Regions from separate parts of the Mus musculus genome. Here region 1 is linked to region 2. Evidence: chromatin contacts called from ENCODE Hi-C or POLR2A ChIA-PET data. All regions are on one chromosome and are shown on one strand. The core of a region is the stretch at or near the end of the contact, and the rest is flanking DNA. Distances in the headings are between cores, read along the strand shown. Region 1 overlaps Gm12216 (predicted gene 12216). Region 2 overlaps Gm12216 (predicted gene 12216).

Region 1 (5,341 bases), core at 1,466-3,965, 49 kb before region 2:
TGTAGCTTGGGGGCCTGGGGTGCTGCTGGGTAGCTACAGGACATTGTTCCCTGAGCCTGCCCCTGTCTACAGCATGGGTGGCTGGAATTCTCCCTACCACCTCTGTGTGCCCGTGTTCAGCTTCTTGCCCACCCGGCCTTAGAAAGCCCTGGGGCTGGGCTGCTGCTTTTGAGTAAAACACAGGTGTGAGCGCCTTGGGGAAGGACAGAGCAGGCGGGGACACAGTCATAAGGCATTTCCGGGTGGGTTGTTTTGAAGTCACCACTTAGCAGTTTTCAGTTGAATTGTGTTTTCCTTCCGGCAGCCCTTCCTTCACTGAGACTGCAATACTGGTGATTGCACTGGGCTCTGTTTTTAGGGAGCTCCTCCGCTGGTATGGTCTGCTTTGGAATAGAAGTGAATTTCCCTCCCCCCCACCCCCACACAGGCCAAACATGTAAAAAGGGGTGTGGCTTAAATGTGTCTCCAATTTAATTTCTAGGTTTCATTCCCTTGCTTGGAAAATAGAGGGAGTGTTGGGGTCACTCTTAAACACATTATAAGGTGTAACTTCCAGTGAGTCAGTAGTTTTATTTGTAAATTTTTTTTTGGTTACATATTTGCCCTCTGAACCATCTCACTGGCCTAGTATGTGTGTATGGTATGGTATGTATGTATGTATGTATGTATTGTGGTGCTGGGAACTAAACCCAGAACCTCATGCATGTTAAGAAAGTGCTCTACTAGCCGGGCCGTGGTGGCACACGCCTTTAATCCCAGCACTCAGGAGGCAGAGGCAGGCAGATTTCTGAGTTCAAGGCCAGCCTGGTCTACAGAGTGAGTTCCAGGACAGCCAGGGCTATACAGAGAAACCCTGTCTCAAAAAAACAACAGAAATAAAAAACAAGAAAGTGTTCTACTACCTACCAAGCTATAGCCTGACATGGAATTTTAGATGCCTAAGAGAAAAGACAGTTGCCCCAACGATCTTATAGTCCTCCTGGGGCTGTCAGTCCAGCATGGTCAATAGACTGCTGCCTGGCATGCAAGAGACCTCGGGCTCCAACCCCAGCACTGTATAAAACTCAGTGTGGTGGTGGCCACTGTCATCCCAGCACTGGGGAGGTGGAGGCAGGAGGATCAGGACTCTGGGGTCATCTATACAGACATGGAAAATACCCTAAAAAGCCCAGGTAGACCAGGCTACATAAGACTTGCCCTAGGAGTTCCAATAAGTTCCAGCTGGAGGAAAGAAGACAGGTGGTGTCTGTCTTAGACACTCAGGTGTGAAGAGAGAGTGGCTGTCTAAAGCCATCATGCTAGATAAGTTGGCTGGACAGATTTTGGTGGGGTTATGAGTTTGAATTTGATGCCAAGGAAGAAAAAAGAAAAGAAGAAAAAGTAATACATTTTGAAACAGAGGGAATGCTTAGAGAATAAACAGGAAACTTTCATCTTTGCTTTACATCTAGAAAAAGCAATGCTTTATTTTTGAACACTTTTCCAAGGTCACAGGGCCAGCTGGGATTGGAGTCAGCACACCTCAAGAGTCCCATAGGCTGGTTTGTGTTATCTGCAGCTACAGGTGTCTTTGCCTGTGACCAGGTCCCCACCCAGCCCTGACCTTGTGTATCTTTAGTCTATACTTGGCTGCATTTATCTTTGAGTATCACTCCCTAATCTGACCTGTCACAGGGTGAAAGGGGACTTTACCTAAAGTCCCTGTGGTTGGCACTGGGAAAGCTGGGGCAGGAAGCTGGCCAATTCTCCTCACTCTGAATAAAGAACGTGACAGACAAGTCCCTGGAGCTGCGGGACTGCATGAACTGGTGTCTGTCAGCTCCCTGCCAACTTCGGTTTGCACCCAGGTGTTCTGTGTATTCCTTTGTTATTTCTTGGGTGTGCAGTAACCAGCTAAGCACCTAAAGTGTACCAGGTTGAGCGGTGGGCACAGACTTACAGTAGGGAAGAAAGGATAGCATGCCTTCCCTAAGAAGCGGTGGCAGACCCTTGAGGAGGAAGGAGAACCCTACTGACCAATTCTGTAGTGAAATACAGTCTGTCTTTATGGTTAGAAAGATGGACTTGAAAGGCTGGGGAATGTAGCTTACCCAGCACCCCTGAAGCTCTGGGTTCTGCCTCCAGCCTTGCAGAAATCAGGTATGGTGGTGCCCACCTGTAACCGCAACCCTGCCAAGGTGGAGACAGGAGATTCAAAAATTAAATTCTATTGTGCATAGAGTTCCCGGCTTGCCTAGGCTCAGGAGACCCCATGTAAAAGAAAAACCTAAAACAAACAAAGTGGAATATAGGAAAGAACAAAGAATACAAACTCTCTTAGCACGGTTTGATTTTGTTTGGAGAGACTCCACCTTGACCAGAGAGGGCACTTACATCCTTACTCTCCTCTCCCCCAAGACCCTGGAGACATAAGCTGCTCGCCCTTTTCTTGATCTCTCTAGTCTCCAGTGTAAAATTTGGTTAATTCTATTCTTCCTGTCTGAGGGGAAGAGAAAAGAAACTTCTTAAGGAACACCCCCATTCTAGAGGGTTCTGGTTCTGCTTAAAAAAATAAAAACCCTCCCAAAAGATTGGTGGTGGTGGTGGGGTGTTCATGAGCGCGCATGTGTGTGCGCCAGGGAATGGTGTCGGGTGTCCTCCTCAGCTGTTCTCCGTCTTGTTTTCAGAGGCAGCGTCTCTCTGAACCTGGAGCTTCCTGATGGAGCTAGGCTGGCTGGCTAGCAAGCTCCAGGGACGTGCACCCCCAGCTCCATCTGCCTAGTGCTAGGATTACAGACACGCACAGCAATGCACTTAGCGTTTTACATCTGAAATCATGCCCTCATGCTTACAAGGCAAGCACTCTTGACCGCTTTCTCCACACCCCCACCCCACAACTTAAAAAGATTAAAAACACCCCTGTATCTAGGGTTTCATGATTGTTATTCATTTCATGCGGGCCCCAACCCCTTTCTTTGGCTTTCAAAACAATCACACATTCATCATGTCTGTATGTCTGGGTTTGAAGGCATGGAAGGACAGACAGACATGATACTGACAGCAGCCAGATCACCTTTGCTATGCCCCTGGACTGTCCCTAAGATACCTGTCCTCATGGTTTCCTCATCTGTGCACAGGAATGAAATAATTCATGGTAAGGATGCAAAAGTCTGGGCAAATCCAAAGCTGGTCAGTCTGGCTAATGCTCTCCCTCCAGATTTCATTCTGGCTTCTAGGGAGAATGGTGATACCAAACAGATCTTCTGAGGCCAGACCATTACCTACCATTTCTAGCTTTTGCAGGGGAAAACTTCCTTAGTACACAGGAGCCTCAATTCTAGGCATGCAGAGCCCCTCTGAGCCAGGCAAATGGGAGCAAAGGACAGGGAGTGCCACCCTCTTGGTTCTGTGAATGGCAATAGCAAGGTTAGGGGCAAGGCATGTTCCTGGTATAGCCTATCCCTTGCCTGCTATAGCCATGTCCTGCCAATCTCCTTAGAGCACCACAGAATCCTCCTGGAGCCTGGAGGGGGAGTAGGTGGGTGGGCAGGCTCTGTCACCTGCTCTCATGTTAGGGTGGAGGCATGGGCTCCTCAAGCCGATCTTTTTGCTTTATGGAACAAGACTATGAGGCACTCTCTCCAGCCACCCTGGTTACCTGGTTGCCATAGAACCCTTCCCACTGGTCTTAGCCACAGAACAGTGGTGCTTTTGCTGCTGATAGAGTAGACGTCAGAGCTACCCAGGAGGGTTGCCCAGGAGACAGCTGCATGTGGGCATGCTTGGGAAAGAATTCAGCCTTTCAACTCGTACGTTTCTATATGTGTAAAATGGGAGCAAAAATACCCACATACTTTGTGGTATGGTTTGAACAAAACAGACAGGTGCAAACTATAGAGCACAGACCTGTACGTGGGAGCTATTTTAAAAACAAAAACAAACCAAACAAAAACTCTAGTAGTCTCTCAGTAGAAACAGCCAGGGAGTGTGACCAAGCCCAGCTTCCTGAAGACTGTACATAACGCAGCTTCTAAATTGAAAAAAACCAACAACCTCCAAGATCCCTTTGCCACACTGTTGGCTTTTTAATTTTTATTAGATTTATTTGTGTGTATGCTGCTTGCACACGTGTGCATGTGGAGGTCGGAGGATCGCTTTTGTTAGTTGGTTCTTTCATTCTGCCAGGTGGGTCCTTGGGATTGAACTCAGGCCCTCCGGGTTGGCAGCTTGGACCCACCCACTCCTTTACCCAACTGAGTCATCTTGCCAGCTCTCTGCCACTGTGTTATACTCAGTGATTCTTGTTGCCTAGGGTGGGTAACGGAGCCAACCAGAGTGTGACACCACACCGCTCATTTCCCAGCATCTCTTCTGCATAAGTTCGTTGTCCTTGAAAGGAAACACAGTTATGCAACCAGCTTGACACCGTGGGGCTGGCGAGGCAGCTCTGCAGGTGACATGCAGGAAAGCCCGAGTTCAGATCCCCAGCACCCGTGTGAAAGGTCAGAGGTCCGGTCTGGCCAGGCATGCCTCCGTAATAAGGGCAGTGCCGTGGGAGATGAAGCCAGGAGGATCACTGGAACCTGATGGCTGCCAGCTCACCCCACGGTCATTAAGAGATCCTGTCCCAGAGGAATAAGGTAGAGAGGGATTGCAGGACATCCCATGTCCTTCCTCTGGCCTCTTCGCAAGCACCAGCACACCATCTACCATTCTCACCAACAAAAGTAAATAAATAAGTTGAAGGTTTATAATACCGAAGGCTGTGCATAATTATCCCTTTTGATTCACGTAAGGTCTAGGCGGAAAAAAAAAAAAAAAAAAAAAAAAAAAAAAACAGACAGCTGTGATCCCCAAGGCAGCCCTGTTGGTGTGCAGCAAACCTGAGCTCAGGTGACGCAGAACAGTGCCTACCTTCGCCTCGGCATTGTCCCCTGAACGTGGCTGTGGCTGAAGTGACTGTGACAGCAGGTACCCTGGTTGGTTCCCTTCTCCCACAAGACTTAGCTGTGCATCACAGTTTCATAAATCTGTCCTGTTCTAGAATATTCCAAGGAACACTGCTGGCTTTTCCTTTGGTGGACACTTTAGGTCTGGAGGGCAGTGGCTTCTTCCTTGAGTCCCTTTTGCAGTGTTCCCCAGAGGCTGGCTCCCCATTCTTGAGAGTAAGAGATTCATACTGAGAGCTTGCTCTGTCCGTCCGTCTCCTGGTAGAAGTGCGAACGTGAACGGGACAGCCGGTAAGGTGATGTTTTACCGGCATGCAGGTGGTCAGGCTTGAGGCTGGCCTAACAGAGGCATGTGATGTCTGGTGGAGCAGTAGGCAGGCACCATACCCAAGTGCCCTCCATCTGAGTAGCTG
Region 2 (5,744 bases), core at 1,930-4,429:
CAACATCTCCAACTTAAATTGGCAGAGAGAGATCAAATGTCAGAGCCACTCAGAGAATGTATGAGCGTCCAAGACAGACAAAGCCTTAGTGTGGCCCTCCTCTCTTGACGGTGAGGCTTCCAAAGAAGGATTTATTCAGCCTTGCAGCCTGGGGCTTTACAGCCCAGCCTGAGAAGATTATGTTTTTATTGCAACTTTGATTAATGATTGATCAAAGGCTGATACTAGAAGCACTGAAGAACAAATTTGCCCTAGAGATTAGGGACGCTTACATCTGCCAGGCTGGCTGCGGGTAGGGGTGGGGGTGGGGAGGGACTATCCACCTGCTCTCTCCAGGATCAAACCAGGACAAGGGTGCATGGGAGACACGCCCCACAGGTTTCCAAACAGAGAGGGAAAAGATGAAAAGTAACCTCAAGCCAGTTTAGAGTGAAGCTAAGACTTTCAAGGAAATGACATCGGAGAGAGGAAAGGGGATTGGCAGCCTCCAATGGGATCTTTGTCTTGTTTCTGTTACTAATGTTCTCCCATTGCATTGATGAAAAGGAAACCAAGGCAGGGGGAAAGGAGCTTCCTAAAAATATGTAAAACTGTTGAGCTGTATCTCAGCCATCTTGTAAAGAGCTGTGTGGACTCCCCTCATGAGGAAGGAGGCGTTTTCTCACACAATTTAACTAAGGGTCAAAGGTCAGGCAGGGAAAGATGGGGTGCTGAACAGGGAGACCCCCTTTCATAAACTTTTGTACTACAAAGAGCCTTGGAGCTGGTTCAGGCCATAATGGTTTGCTCCAGCTGTCTTGCTGGCCTCTGACTTGCCCATAAGTAAAGTATGAATCACCGACTGACATTGACTCGAGACCAATCTGCTCCCTCTGAGCATCCCTACAGAGTTCTGCCCCTGCCTGCCCTCAGGGAACCCCCCGGGAGCAGGGTGCTGGCTGGACGGCTTCCTCTTGGCAGCTTCTCCAGAGCCCTGGGGACCAAGGCAAGCAGAAAGCTGGCAGAACAGCTTCTGAATTGAAACTGGAAAATGAAACTGGAAAAATCAAAGCCTCACATCCTGCAGGGCGCCAGGCTCTCTTCCACAAGGAAGAGTTCCCAAGGGAGAAAGGCGCATGCTCAGTGAGGGTGGCTGGGTTGTCAATCCATAACGTGGCTTCGTGTGCCATTTCCAACACTGCCTGGGGTGGGAGTGGGGCTGCCTTCACTCCCACCGCCTGCCTGGATGTCCCCATGAGCCAGGAGGCACTCACACAATCTAACTGGGGGTCAAAGATCAGGAATCCTGGGCTCAGCTCCTCTAACTCCACCTCTACAGATACACACGAGTTCCAGGGTACACACACGATGGCAGCCTGGGTAATCCAGCAGGTCAGCCTTCAGACAGATAACAGATTTCCTGACAAAATTAGGATACAGGAGAGAATTCAGCGCAAAAGAGCTACAAATTGACCTGCTGACTCCACCCTACCCTTCATCTCATCTGAAATGTCTCCTCCTCCGGGAAGAGCTGCTCAGATCCCTCCAGCCCTACACATACATCCCTTAGGTTAAGGCCGCTTGAAACTAAACTGCACCTTCTCTTTACCTTGCCTTTGCTAGCTAGCTATATGCTAACATACCCAGCATCTGCCTCTTTCAGTGAACTGCACTCCTTTGCGGCTTAGACTTTGTCTGTGAGGCTTATGTTACGTCCCCGTGCTGCCAAGTACACACTCAGTGTGGAGTCCTTATGATGCTCCCTCAAGACTACTATTGCCTCAGGGGCTCTGGTGTCTACAAGTCTTCCCAGACCTTCATGTGACGCTGTGGTGGTGACAGATACCCCGAGTCTGCAGTTTCCAGTCTCTAGCCCCAGGTCATGGAATACTTGGACTGTCTCCAGTATCTACAGGATTCTAGGTTGGGGGTGGGGATTGGTCATGTGGTTAAACCTCCTGTGGCACATTCAACATAGCTCTGTCTCTGCCCCCTTATCTAAACAGCTGGACGTCACGTAGCCCATTCCACAGACACAAGGACACTTGACTCCAGAAGGACCAGAAGAAAAGCCATTTTCATTGCGTCACGTAGGAGCTAAAAGGTTGGGGAAATGAGCGATTTAAAAAAAAAATTTATTAAATTGTGCCTTCGTGTGTGTGTGTGTGTGTGTGTGTGTGTGTGTGTGTGTGTGTGTACCCTGTTGTTACCCTAGCTTAGAGCAGTTATTACTATGAATACATCTCCCAAACACACAGAGCAGGGTAAACATGAGGGGCCTGCCACCTCATCTTCCTTCCAATGTTTGTCTAGGATAGGACAATAGCTTCATTTATTTAATGTGAAGTTAGAAGTCTTAGCAGAGGAAGGTGACAAACTCAAACTGCCAACCGTTTGAACTGTGGCCTGGCCTGGGCTGAAGACGATGTGGCCAGTGCAGATGGTGAGGGCCCAGGGGCAGCCCACTTCCTCCCTCCCTGCCTGCCTCTGCCTGTCTCTGTCTCACCAGCAGGCTTCCCAGGGCTGCAGGAAGTGAGGCAAGGAGCAGACCTTTTGGGTGTGTTTGTGGGGGGAGTGCGGGAGTAGGGGAGTGGGGCATAGACGGTGCAGCTGCCATGTTTGAGGATGGAAGATTGGTCCTCTCTGGGTCCGGACTTCTGAGCTGCCACGGGCTAGTGTCTGCCTTCTTGCCACTAAGCCTGCTCGACATTAGTCTGCAGCAGGCTCTTCTGTCTTGCGACTGAGTGCCACGGTCTTGATGGTCCAGGGAGACAGGAAGGGGGAGAGTCGAGTCTTCTCTTGGAGGAAATGCAGCTGTGGTTTTGAGACGTTCATAGTGCTGAGCTGTGGTTGGTGTTTCTCAGGGTTCTCAGAGGTGAACGCACGGTCAGCCCCGTGTCACCAAATAAGGTTCACAGTGACCCTAGCAACAGTCTTCACTGCCCATTGGCTGCCGCGGCTGCCATGAGAGGCGGGCTGCTGTTTCCACATGCACAGAGGTTCCTCTGCCTGAAATCATTGCCCTTCAGAGCACCGCAGAAAGGGACCGTGTTATGAACAAAGGTGGACAAGCGGGGGTGGGGTGGGGCGGGGCGGAACTCTGCCGGCCCTGTGAGTTTCAGAGTCCAAACCTCCTGAATCATCACACAGATACTGACCAACACCATCTGTGCAGTGGCCAGAGCCCAGCTTGCGGAGACAGGCCCTCTACCCCCTGCCCGGGCTTCCAGCCTGAACTCCACAGTAGTTACCATTTTGGTTCAGCTCATTTTCCTTTGTGCCAGGCACTGAGCTAGACTCTTTCTATATGAGATGCCTTTGAATCAGTAACCCTGTTACCCCTCTTTTATACAGAAACCGAGGCTGAAGAAAGTAAGGACTGACCCAAAGTTATAAGTCACACTTTAATCTCAATTTAGATAGCTCCAGATCCCATGCTGTTGGCCACTGTACTGTACCGAGTGTCTCTGGCTCAGCCACTCAGCGTTCTGACATAAGGGGGATTAAGATGAAGTCTGCACATGTGACGTATGCCTGGGGAACCTGGTGCCAAGCAGTAGATTGTCTGACTATATATATACATACATACACACATACCTCAGCAGGGTGACCTGGGCATCCCCCCAACAGGCCTCCCAAGGGTCCCACATGGTCCTCCAAGGAGTATGCTGCTCAAACATTGAGGTTTGGGAACCAGATTCCGCTGTGCCTCTCTCTGGTATTTGGTCTCCACTTCCTCTTCTGGACTTCTTCCCATCCCCCACCCAACTGCACCACCAGTGTGAGGAGCAGACAGAAGGCCACCAAAGAGGTGCTAGCCTGTGGGAGCCAGGGGAAACAGGACTGGCAGGCCAGGCCGAAGGGTTCAGAAAGGAAAGAGTCAAAGTAAAAGAGCAGCCATTCCTCCTCTACCCAGACAGCGCTGCTGCGGGGTTAGAGCACCGCCTCCCTAAGGACCACTTTCTAGACCAAAAGTAAAACTGAAGAGGCTGAGGCCTGGCTCAGTGCTAGGAAGCACTTGCTGCTCTTGCAGAGGACGCAAGTTCCTTCCCAACATCCACAACTGCTTGTAACTTCTCTTGTGGCCTCTGTGGATACACGCACATGTACATGCATGCACGTGTGCGTGCGCGCACGCACACACACAAATAAAAACTTTATATATATATATTTGGGAGAGGCAGTGAGATAGCACTGATTAAAGGCATCAGCCACCAAGCCTGATGATAAATTCTATAGCTGGTACCTACACGGGAGGAGAAGAGAACTGACTTCCACCTGTCCTCTGATCTCCACATGTATATGCCATGGCACAATCTCCTACACCCTGACAAAAATAAATAAATAAATGCAAAGAAAAAAATTTAAGATGAAAATGCAAATACCTTATAATTTCAAAGTCCCACTCCTCCGAATCTTTTCTTGCCATAGTCTGACCCTTTTACCCTGGCAAGTTTTGTTGTGTGATAAAACTTCCCATTTGGAGAGGCAACACACATCTGGTCTCCCCAGATAGGGAGCCCAAGACAGACCAAAGTATGGATACAGTGTCCAAGTTGTGAGCCATATGTTTTGGGGTTACTTACAGGAATATGTGTGAGAGGTTACTTACAGGAGCAGAAATGACTCAAAGACAGCTACAACATCAAGGCTCACTCCAGCATGGGTGAGAGCTTACAAAGCTGGGAACCTGGAGCGCAGTGCACAGCCGGCAGGCAGCTCAACAGGTTGGAGAGTTTCCAGATGGCTCAGTTTGTCTAAATTTCTTCCAGGCAGCTGGGCTGTCTGCTGGCACAGCTTTTCTCCTCCGAGAGTTGTCTTTGTATCTCAGCTTTCTTCCCTCTGAGAGAGCCTCTCATGTTACTCTGGTGGGGAAGGGCCTAATGAATCTGGTCAGTTTCAGGAACTTCCTGAAGCTATTTTAAGTTTACCTTCCTGCTCAACTTCCCTGCCGAACAGAATGTTTCAATCTCACTGTTTCACAGTAGAGAAAGAATCCCGAATTTCAGAATGACACACACACCCCTATAATCTCATTGATAGTGAGAGGCAAGGGAGATCAAGAGTTAAAGGTCAGGCTGGCAGGGATGGTGTGTTTGAGATTATCTTAGGTAACTTGAGACCCTTTCTCAAAAGACAAACAAACAATAATCCAAACATCTATGGACAGAAAAGGAGCCCAGATAAACCACAAGACATTCTTGCAGTGACAACAGGAGCCACAGAGATATGCAGTAGCCATACTATGTGGTAATACTGGAATGATCAGTGACTACTATTATTGAGGGAATAATCAGCAAAATACATACAAAGAGATTTTTCTCAGGAGCTGGCTCAGCAGTTAAGAGCACTGACTGCTCTTCCAGAAGTCCTGAGTTCAATTCCCAGCAACCACATGGTGGCTCAGAACCATCTTTAATGGGATTCAGTGCCCTCTTCCAGTGTGTCTGAAGACAGAGACAGTGTACTCATATAAAATAAATAAATAAATCTTTTTTTAAAATCTCACTTATAAAAAATATATACATATTTTTTTTTCTCAAAAAGTTTATCCCTGACAACACTCAGCTTCGGAAGGCAAACAAAGGATGGAGGGCTACTATGTGTATATATGAATGAGCATAGACATCTCACAGGGAGCACCTGGAGGACTTTGCACAGGGAACACATGAAGGACTTTGGCCATAGGGTTACTATCTCTTACTCTTGGTGATGGTTTCAAAGAGATTTGGCTTCTGGTTATCTGTTAAACAGAACTTACGTTA

The links. A loop is a pair of places that touch in the nucleus more often than their neighbours do. ChIA-PET counts read pairs that join two places held with the same protein, here RNA polymerase II (POLR2A).
Region 1: a map of T-helper 17 cell shows a loop between it and region 2 (2.0-fold over the local background). The contact joins two enhancer-like sites. A Hi-C loop is called at or near these places in 4 of 37 maps with a recorded cell type or tissue (T-helper 17 cell, adrenal gland, mouse embryonic stem cell and 1 more). POLR2A ChIA-PET finds 5 or more read pairs at or near these places in 2 of 5 experiments (Patski and embryonic stem cell).

What each region holds. Positions count from the first base shown.
Region 1 is chr11:53,840,673-53,846,013 of GRCm38, reverse strand. The region is part of intron 2 of Gm12216 (predicted gene 12216); the gene reads left to right. It overlaps Gm30785 (a long non-coding RNA gene), which reads right to left. Exons shown (of 3, transcript XR_879845.2): 1 at 4,894-5,341; 2 at 2,091-2,169. Among named protein-coding and RNA genes, the nearest start is that of Gm30785, 3.1 kb to the right of the region's middle. Within about 2 kb of position 2,715, at least 1 of the 3 ENCODE cell types and tissues checked has a DNase peak (open chromatin) inside an H3K27ac peak, as active enhancers do.
Region 2 is chr11:53,792,151-53,797,894 of GRCm38, reverse strand. The region is part of intron 3 of Gm12216 (predicted gene 12216); the gene reads left to right. Among named protein-coding and RNA genes, the nearest start is that of Irf1, 25 kb to the right of the region's middle. Within about 2 kb of position 3,179, at least 2 of the 3 ENCODE cell types and tissues checked have a DNase peak (open chromatin) inside an H3K27ac peak, as active enhancers do.